Regions from separate parts of the Homo sapiens genome. Here region 1 is linked to region 2. A link is a loop called in an ENCODE intact Hi-C map of the cell type or tissue named here. Cell type or tissue: gastrocnemius medialis. All regions are shown on one strand. Region 1 overlaps IFITM10 (interferon induced transmembrane protein 10). Region 2 overlaps TOLLIP (toll interacting protein).

Region 1 (5,000 bases), 440 kb after region 2:
CCCTTATAAAAGGGGCCCCAGGGAGGCCCTCGGCCCTACTGGCAAATGAGGACACAGAAGTTGACAGCCTGCAACCCAGAAGAGGGTCCTGATCAGAACCTGACTATGCTGGCACCCTGATCTCAGACTTCGAGCCTCCGGAACAGTGAGAAGTAAATACCCAGTGTTTATAAACCAACTAATCTATGATAATTCATTAGAGCAGGCTGGACAGGCTCATGCCACTCAACTTGGAGGCAGGTGAATGGGATACCTGAATAAAGCCAAGGAAGGAAAGATGGGATGGATGTGCCTGGAAGGTCAGATGGTCAACGAGATGAGTGGTGGGGTGGGTGGACACATGCCTGAGAGGAAACAAGAGAGAATGGACATTTTACAGCTGAATGATTAGCTATATTAGTAAAGCACGTAGGCGGATGGTAGAAAGAATGAAGGGGATAGAAGGGGAGAATGCATGGCCGAAAAGTGGGGCAAAAGAAAGGAAAAGAAAAAAATGAGAGGGAAAAGAAGAACGTGAGAAATTTATGCATGAGCGGTTAGAGACAAGGTGGATGAGGAAGGAGGGAATAGAGAAAGTGACAGTGGCTGGATTGAGCTGACAGTTGGGGTGAGCTGAGGCACGCTGAGTATGAAGGAGGCACTCAGTGAATGGGTGAGTGTGACTCAGCTAGGGGAGCAGCAGGAGGAAGGGCGGGTGGATGTCTTGAAGGGTGAATAGATGTGTTGCCACATGAGGTCACAGGATGGAGGGATGATTGGGTCTATTGACAGGTAGGGCTTGGAAGGAAAGTGGGCAATTACTGAGAAAGTGAGACTAGATGAATAGTTTAGTGGGTTGATGCATAAGGTTGGTGGGGACAGGATGGGAGAGCAGGGCAGGGAGGGGAGCCTGAATGATCATGTGTGAACACAGGTGGATGGAAGGTTGGGTGGCTATTTGGAGGGGTTGAAGGAAATGTGGGAGGATGGATTGAATATAAGTTTGGGTGGATGGACGGAGGGAGGATGAACAGATGATGGATGGATGGATGGACAGATGGAGGATGGATAGATGGATGGAGGATGGATGGATAGATGGATGGAGGATGGACAGATGGAGGATGGATGGATGGATGGACATATGGATGGATGAAAGATAAATGGATGGATGGATTGAGGGTGGATGGATGGATGGATGAAGGATGGATGGAGGGCGGATGGATGGATGGATGGAGGATGGATGGAGGATGGATGGATAGATGGATGGAGGATGAATAGATGGATGGATATGGATGGATGGACAGATGGAGGATGGATGGATGGACAGATGAAGAATGGACAAATGGAAGATGGATGGATGGACAGATGAAGAATGGACAAATGGAAGATGGATGGATGGAGGATGAATAGATGAATGGATATGGATGGATGGACAGATGGAGGATGGATGGATGGACAGATGAAGAATGGACAAACGGAAGATGGATGGATGGATGGATGGATGGAGGATGGACAGATGGAGGATGGATGGATGAATGGATGGAAGATGGATAGACGGATGGATGGAGGGTGGATGGATAGATGAAGGACAGATGGAGGATGGCTGAATGGAGGATGGATGGATGGATGCATATGGATGGATGGACAGATGGAGAATGGATGGATGGAAGATGGATGAATGATAGATGGATGGAGGATGGGAAAGATAAATGTGTGATGCTGATATTCAGAAAGGAGTGAGTGGGTGAGTGTGTACATCCAAAACCCAACGCAGAACCCACCCACCTAACCTGTTCTTTCTGACCGCCCTGTCACTGGAAGGTCTCACAGCCTCCTGGGCTCACATCTAGCAGCTGCTGTGTCCTAGCCACACCTGTTCCTCCTCTCCCACCCCCATCCCCAGCTCGCAAGCTCTCCCACCTGGACCACCACACTGGGACTTGAACCTTCTGCCTCGAGGCTTGTCTTGTCTCCTTCCCCTACACTGGTTGCAGATTTCATGGCCCTGATCATATCCTTCTCTTTCCATGGCTCCTACAGATGAGAGCCCAGCCCCTCACGAGGTTTTCAAACCCGTTCACCGCACTGCCTCAGGCACTCTTCCAGGAATGTCTTCCATCTCCCATTGAGGACAGGGGCCTTGCCGACCCCCTAGACTGCCCCACCTACGTGTCTTAGTTTATGCCATTTTCCCCGCCTGAAACACCTTTCCCCTCACCAAGCTTCAAGGCCCAGTGAAATTGCTGCCTCCTTCTAGAAGTTTTCCAGCCTCACCCCAAACTGGGAATGAAGTATTCCTTTTCTGAAACACTGTGGTGCTTCTTCCGTCTCACCATGTGTCCTCTGTCCACCCACCCATTAGACCCACATGTCCTGACCCATCTGTTGGCCAGCTCTGCCTTGGGCACAGATTGGCTGGGGTGAGCAGATGTGGCTGGGGCAGGACTGTCTCTGGAGGCTTTGCAGAAGAGAGACCCAGATCTCACAAAAGCTCTCCAGGCCGAGGATGTGCACATCGCTCACATCACATTTGCCGAGTGACCGGGGCGGGGAACCGCTGAGGCCAGAAGGGTTAAAAAGGCAGCTTGGATGCTGAGATGAGACGTTTGGCCATCATCCAGCTGACCGCGGGAGCCAGTGGTCATCAGGAGACAGTGTGTGGAGGCGGCATGAATGGAGAATTGACTTTTTGTATCTCTGCCTTCCCCGGACACCAGGCTGTGCAAAATAAGGCTTCAATCTCTGCGCTGCAGATCCAGCCTGCGTTGAGCCGAATTGGCCCATGTGGGTGGGGGGGGTGGATGGATGGCTGGACGGGTGGATGGACACGTGGGGGCAGGCAAGGACACACTGTCTAGTTCATACCACTGCATGCGGGCCTCCGCCCTGCTCACGTGTGCTGGCTTGAATGTTGTTTTGTTTCTATTTGTTTTGTGAACAGATGAGGGAACAGGGGCTCAGTGAGGCAAGATGGCTTGTCTGTCCCAAGAGCTCGGATTTTAGCCAAGACCTTCTGAACCTAGGGCCACCCCGCGTCCTTGGTGTAGGGTGCAGGTCAGGAGACCTGCAGCTGGGTGACCAGATGGATGCATTCCCAGGCGTGGGGTCCACAGCCAGCCAGTTCCGTCCTCCCTTCTGCCCAGGATGGAGACAGGTCACCTTGCACCCACTCCCAGGTATGCCCCAAAGCCTCTCTGCCCTGGCTGCCCCCGCCCACCGCAGGAAGGACACAGGAGGAGCAGGCTTGGGAGGAGGTGTAATGAGCCGTCCCTGACCCTCAGAAGGGTCAACCTCACACCACCCCCAACCCCTGCAGAAACCCGGCACCATCCAGAAATCCCTGACCTACCTACAACCCGAGCCAGATGGGCCTGCCCCATGCCAGCCGGCCAGCCACAGCCTGAGCCAAGCGGGAGGAGGGACAGCTTCCGGACGGGAGCCCAGGCAGCCAGACCCATGTCCGCAGGCTGTTGGCAGGGCACAGAGAGAGGGGAGGCAGAGCTCCACCAGCTGCAGCTTCAGCCCCCCAACACTGGAGCTTTCTGCTCAGGATTGGTCTGGGGAGCCACAGCTGGAGCTGGTCGGAAGCATGACCTCCAATTCCAGGGGCCCTTTTCCTTTGTTGCTTCTACACACACACACACACGCAGGAATACTCACCACCACACACACATGCTCTCACACACTTGTGCACACACATTTACACGTACCATGCACACTCACGTATGATTACACACGCATGCACAGTCAGGTACATACATCACACATGCACACACTCACACACACTTGTGCACACACATTTACATGAACCACACACGTGTGATTACACACATGCACATGCAGGTACAGACAACACACAGGCACACACCCTCACACACTTGTGTACACACATTTACACGTGCCATGCACACTCGTGCGATTACACACACATGCACACACTCAGGTACATACACACAGCACACATGCACACACCCTCACACACCCGTGCACACACATTTATACGTGCTATGCACACTCACGTGTGATTACACACACGTGCACACTCAGGTACATACAGACAGTACACAGGCACACCCCACACACACTTGTGCACACACATTTATACGTGCCATGCACACTCATGTGTGATTACACACACGTGCACACTCAGGTACATACAGACAGTACACAGGCACACCCCACACACTTGTGCACACACATTTACATGTGCCATGCACACTCACGTGTGATTACACACGTGCACACAGGTACATACAGCGCACATGCACATACCCTCACACATTGTGCACACACATTTACACACACCATGCACACATGCAATTACACACACATGCACACAGGTACACACACCACACATGCACACACGCCCTCACACACTTGTGCACACACATTTACACACACCATGCCCACCCACGTAATTACACACATGCACACATATGCATTCACATGTACACACATGCAAATACACTCCTGCCTACACACAGTCATACACATGCACACACATGCACACACAAAAATATATGTACACACTCATGCACACAATGCATTCACATGCACACATAGTTACACTCACAGTACATGCCCACTTATGCAATTACACGTGAGTACACACATACACTGACACGTGCTGGCTCACACACAGGCCCCTGTGTCAGAGCCCAGGGATGGATCCGCAGGCCCGAGGTTGAAGGTGCCCGTGCCAGTGGGCAACGCCGGGGTTGGCAATCATGATGAGTCAGGAGCAGGAGGGGAACGCCGACCGCAGTTGCGATGCCGGGCGGGGTGGGGCTCGAGCTCAAGGATGGAGCAGAGGCGAAGCTGGCCAGGCGTCCTTCCTCCCAGCCAGCCTCTGCCCAGCCTCTTCTCTCCCTGCATCCCCTGTCTTCTCCCCCACCCGGCAGGGCAGCTGCATTGGTGGAGTACATCTGGCCTTGGCCACTCAAGTCTGGGCTGGGGAAATGTGATGATGAGGCTAAACGTGAGCCAAGCCCTTCCTTCCGGTGCGTCGGGGTGGGGAGGAG
Region 2 (5,000 bases):
GCTCCTCACCTGTGTCCCCATCTAAGGCCTGGAGCGCACAAGCCAGTCAGCGCTCCACAACCAATGTGAGTAAACAGAAGGGACCCGGACGATCCAGGCACCGCTTCGAGCAGTTACGGACTCAGGACCCCCAAGTTCGGGAAGCTCTCTGCAGGCTGCACCCCAACCTGAGCAGCCAGCATGGCGTGTGCTCAACCGCTCTTCTCTAAAAAGCAAAACACACTTTGTGCGTTTCCCCACACTTTACCCCGTTTTTGACTGGGACACGTCACGAGTGACCTTTGCCCTGTGAGAGAAGCCGTACTGCGAGAACAAGCAGAGCACCCCGGCTTCACCTCCGGAGGGTGTGGCATAGGCCAGGGCCCGGAGGGACCCCCTGCCCTTACGGACAATCGAGGAGGGTGCAGAGGTGCCTGAGCGGAGTGGGCCCATGCCAGGAGTCCCAGGCCAGCCTCCCCCAGGCAGCCTCTCTCGAGGCGCTGTACAGCTCAACAGCAAGCTCTGGCTCAGGAGGGCGCTGAGAGGCCCCATGGCACGAGATGCTAAGCACCTGTTCCTGTTGGCACACAGGAAACACTGGGGTACAGAAGGCCAGGGCCCTTCGCCTGCCTCCCAGAAGGATTCACAGCCCAGAGCTCTCTCCCCGGGGGACACCTGGCCACACAGGACGTGCTTCCCTGCCAACCCCACAGGGCCCTGGCACAGCCCATGCCAGCAGGCTCTATGACTAGCTCTGTCTGCTCACCAGGAACGGGTTATCTTGCAGAAACAGACTCGTGCTAACCAAGTTCTCAGGACTAACATACACAGGCCAAATTCCTGTTTATTTGTGACAACTGCTTCCTGTGTGCCACATGCACAGCTCTGAGGACATGGCAGGAAAAGCACCGTATCTCCTGGGCACACATGGCAGACAGACAGGCGGCTCGTGCCCTCCTGGGCACACGTAGGGGACAGACAGGTGGCTCATGCCCTCCTGGCCACACGTGGGGGACAGACAGGCGACTCATGTCCCGGAGACAGCAGCATGGAGAAGCCAGTCGGGGGAGGGTGTGGGTGGTCACAGGGACGTGTGGGCGTGGGGTCCAGAGGCCTCTGAGGGAGCACTGTGGGTCCCTCGCTGCTCTGGATCCTGGTTGTCCCGGTATTTGAAGGCGTCCAGCGCTCCATCTCCTTGCTCTGCACTCTTTAGGTGTCCGTTAAAGACAGTGGGACTGCTCATTACTGGGAGAAAATAAAATTATATCCAAAGGCCTAATGATCAAGTGTCATTTTTCAACAAGGATTTAACCATAAAATGGCAAATAGGAAAAGAGGGTTTTTAAACATAAACCGTGTGGATAGAACACGAAAAGGGGAGAAGCAGCTCCCTGCGGATGGAGCTCATCAGCCCCACGCAGCCCGGGGACCGCAGCCAGCGCCATGTGGCGGGGCAGGTGCGCGTCCAGCTCCCCGAGATGACACACGCCTCACATCTGGGTTTTCTTCCCAAAAACCCACACCCCAATTAAGAGACATCTGACAAAATCCCTGACCAGTCAGTCGTCCTCAAACCGTCAAGGTCCCAAAAACACAAGGAAAGCCTGAGAGACGGTCCCAGATTGGAGATGGCAGACATGATGGCTAAACGCAAGGCAGGGTGCTGGGACAGCAGGGGACAGTCATCGAAAAACCAGGACAGCCAAATAAAACCTGGAGCCAACAGTCATGCCCCCAGCTCAGCGCCACAGCTGTGAGAGCTGTTCCCGGGGAGGGGAGCGTCGGCCAGGGGACATGGGTGAGACACACAGGACCTCTTCGTGCCAGCTTTTCAATTCGTCATAAGACTGAACACTACAAAATTCAAGGTTTTTCAGAAAAATATTCCATTTAACCTGAAGACAGGAAGAGCAAGAGAGGAGACGGAGACCAGGCTTCAGTCCTCCCCGTACAAATACTGGTTACGCAACCTGCTGCCCCGCCTACCAGGGAGAGGCGGCTTGCCTGCTGCTGCAATGCCCTCGTTTCTCAACTTAGAGCAAAGCCCTTCAAACGAGGAGGGAGTGCTACCAGTTCATGCTTCACGAGTCACAGGGGAGAGAGTCCAGGTGCTGAAGTAAACCCTATCGTTTCAGTGACGACACTCGGTCCTTCAGTAAATGTCTATTTTGAATTTATTTTTTAAATTCAGTGCTAATCCTAAAATTTATTTTTGCCATATGATGATGGAGGAACTATTTCAATGGTCACATAAAAATATATGCTTTACCCTGGTTCAAAGGCTTGGAAATATGAAAACAAAAATGATTACTCCCGATACATAATGGATATTTTTCTAGAATTTTGCTTCCATGTACAAGATGCACATACTGAGTTCAACACTAACAAGTCTAAATGCCCGTGTGAAGGCCAACAATTCCACTTCAGGAGCCAGTCCCCTGTCAATGCTCACTCGGGCACGTGAGCACAGGATGCCTGAGGCTGCGTCACCTGTGCCGTCAAAACGCCCCGTCCACCAGCCAGGCACATCCACCCAGCGCATCGCCACGCGGCCTCACCAGGAGCCGGCGGTCCCTGCCGCGAACACATGGAGACTCGGGGGACGGAGGCGGAGGCGGAGGTGCGGCACGACCTGCTGCAGGGAGCCATAAGGAGGCCTCTGTCGACACCAACTCTGGAGGAGCATTCAGGAATGGAACTCGAGGGAAACAGGCAGGGAAGATTCTATTTCAATTTATTTATACTTTTATATCCTGCTAGTTATTTTTAGAAACTTTTTAAAAACATTCGTGAATTACTTTTAAAATAAAAAGGACAGGGTAGGGCTCTCATCCCACAGAGCTCACAGCATTTTATCTTCTCTGAAAATAAAAGCTACTTTTATAAATATTAGTCTGTTTTAAATATAGTTTTAAAATGTAACTTCAAATTTCTTGGAATTGCTGATTCTCCTCCCCCATGTGCCGCTCTCAGAGGATCACGACGCAAGCCTGTGACTGACGACCATTCCTCCCTCACTGACGCCAGAGCTCTAAACCACTGCAGCGTACCTTTCCACACGAAAGAAAAGAGGTCTCCAACATTCACTTCTATTTAAAACAATTTCTCTTCAAGTCTAAGTTTTAGTTTTGGCACAGAAATAAAGTCTTAATTCTTCTTTTTTGTCATGCAATGTGTGTAGTCAATCCAAAGCTAATTTTTCTTTTTAAGCACACAAATTAAACACCCACTGTGAATATTCCTGTTGGTGACACGTCTCCAACGGAGAGAGCCGCTGCTTCCTTGGGCCACACTTTCTGCCCGACACCTGTTAGGAATACGTTTCCGACTGAGAGTGCCGCTGCTTCCTTGGGCCACACTTTCTGCCTTGACAGAGCCCCGGAAGAGCCCAGCTCAGCCCAGGACGTGGAGTCCTGAACACATGCAGTCCTGGCCTCACGCCTGCCAGGAGACATCACCCCAAGGAGCCGCACCACAGTCGCCCCTGAAGCACGGCTGGCCACACGCAGGCGGCAGGAGACCAGGGTTTCCTGGCCACTTCCATGACTGGCCCCCTGCGGAGCCTTTTTAAACCTTCTCACCGTTCCCACCCCATGACGCTGCGAGGCTGTGGAGGTGCTGTTTGTGTCTGTGTGCCACGCATGCACCTGCACTTGGCATGTAAACACTGCAAGCAAGGCTCAACGAGTCTCAGCGCTAACGCCAGGTTAGCATAACTAAGTCGAACGAAGTTCAATTAAAAACTAAAATGCTTCTAGCACTTCATGACTATGCGCTGAGCAGCGCTGAGTGTAATTTATTTACATAAATTGTAATGTATCAAATCACACGTAGAAATAAACAACTTATATAAACACAATAAAAAATATCCTTAGTGAACTGAAGCTTTTGCTTGATGTGAGAAAGTACCTTTTAACTGGCTGGCTGGTATTCTTTCAGCAAACTGACATCATTAGCGATGGGCTAAATACGTTCTGTGGAATTAAATCACAAAATGTCGACGATTCTCATTCAATTCTCCAAGCCAGAGTCTCACACCAGCACTGAGGATCCCACACAAACGGCATCCGCAGGCGCCTGCCCACCCTCCCCACCCACCTCACAGCAGGTCTGAGATCGCACATGTGTCGCGGGCTTCCGAGAACTCCGTATCCATGTGCTGGGACACCCAGAAAACCCAGGGACAATGAAATACTAAGGAGCAAGAAATCCAGGAGCTGTGCTGGGGAGGCACACACGGCCGCCAAACCCCAGAAGTTTCCTCCCCCAAGAACCCCTTGTGCCCTCTCAGGGTCAATATCACCCCCACATTGAGAACAAGCGTCAAGGACTCCTGAAGCCACAAAGCCAGCCCACGGAGGCCCCAACACAGAAGCCCAACTAGTGAAACTCTGTACCCTGAGCCCTAGGTTTCTCCAGTTCCTAACATGGCCATGATTCAACGTGACTTTCAGAGCTGGGACCCACAGCAGGAAGACCTGGGCTGGGCTCGTGGCTAAAGGGACAGAGGAAGCTAATGAAACAGAGAGAAATAAATCCCCCGTAGTAGGAACATCTAGGGATATGGGCGGAAGTCAGTCTCAAAGCCTCTTGGGCGAGGTCTGAGTGTCTGCTAGGAAGGGAGCCCCAGACTCGGTCAGGGCCCCAGGACTCACATAGAACAGCACAGTTGGTCCAGATGAAGCTGAGAACCTGGAGCCCAGGTCATCACCAGCCTCCCTGCTGTGTCTGAGGGGCTGGCCCTGCCTTGAAGGCCCTGCAAGGGGCCTGCTCCAGGCCACTGTCCTACAGGGGATGTCTGCTGCTAGGTTCACACCCAGGTCAGAGCTCAGTCTGGCCCAGGAGAAATGGCCCATCCACCCGATGCCCGCACACCTGTGTGATTCACATCCAGATCCGGGCGTGCAAGAGGGCGGGAACGCGCACCAGGGCTGAGACACAGGGCCGTGGGCAGTCAGGACAGACCCTGGGTGGCCCTGGCGGTCCCTCTGCCCAGCTGACTGACCCCTCAGTGCGCAGGG

What was found. Hi-C counts contacts between places; a loop is a spot of excess contacts. Peaks named below come from ENCODE experiments on the same cell type or tissue, not always from the same donor. Only the 100,000 strongest peaks of a DNase experiment are listed, where the experiment ranks them.
Region 1: a loop joins it to region 2, with 4 times the contacts of the local background. A loop is called at or near these places in 1 of 110 quality-filtered maps.

What each region holds. Positions count from the first base shown.
Region 1 is chr11:1,741,871-1,746,870 of GRCh38, forward strand. All of the region lies in intron 2 of IFITM10 (interferon induced transmembrane protein 10), which reads right to left. Among named protein-coding and RNA genes, the nearest start is that of IFITM10, 6.2 kb to the right of the region's middle. RefSeq lists an enhancer at 1,731-2,089. In gastrocnemius medialis, no CTCF peak of the experiment used is centred here; DNase peaks (open chromatin) are centred at 2,871, 3,337, 3,901, 4,791 and 1 weaker place; H3K27ac peaks cover 2,201 bases.
Region 2 is chr11:1,297,341-1,302,340 of GRCh38, forward strand. The region is part of intron 1 of TOLLIP (toll interacting protein); the gene reads right to left. Among named protein-coding and RNA genes, the nearest start is that of TOLLIP, 9.8 kb to the right of the region's middle. RefSeq lists enhancers at 1,077-1,808, 1,809-2,540, 4,563-5,000. In gastrocnemius medialis, no CTCF peak of the experiment used is centred here; DNase peaks (open chromatin) are centred at 651, 951, 2,001, 2,531 and 2 weaker places; H3K4me3 peaks cover 863 bases; H3K27ac peaks cover 3,862 bases.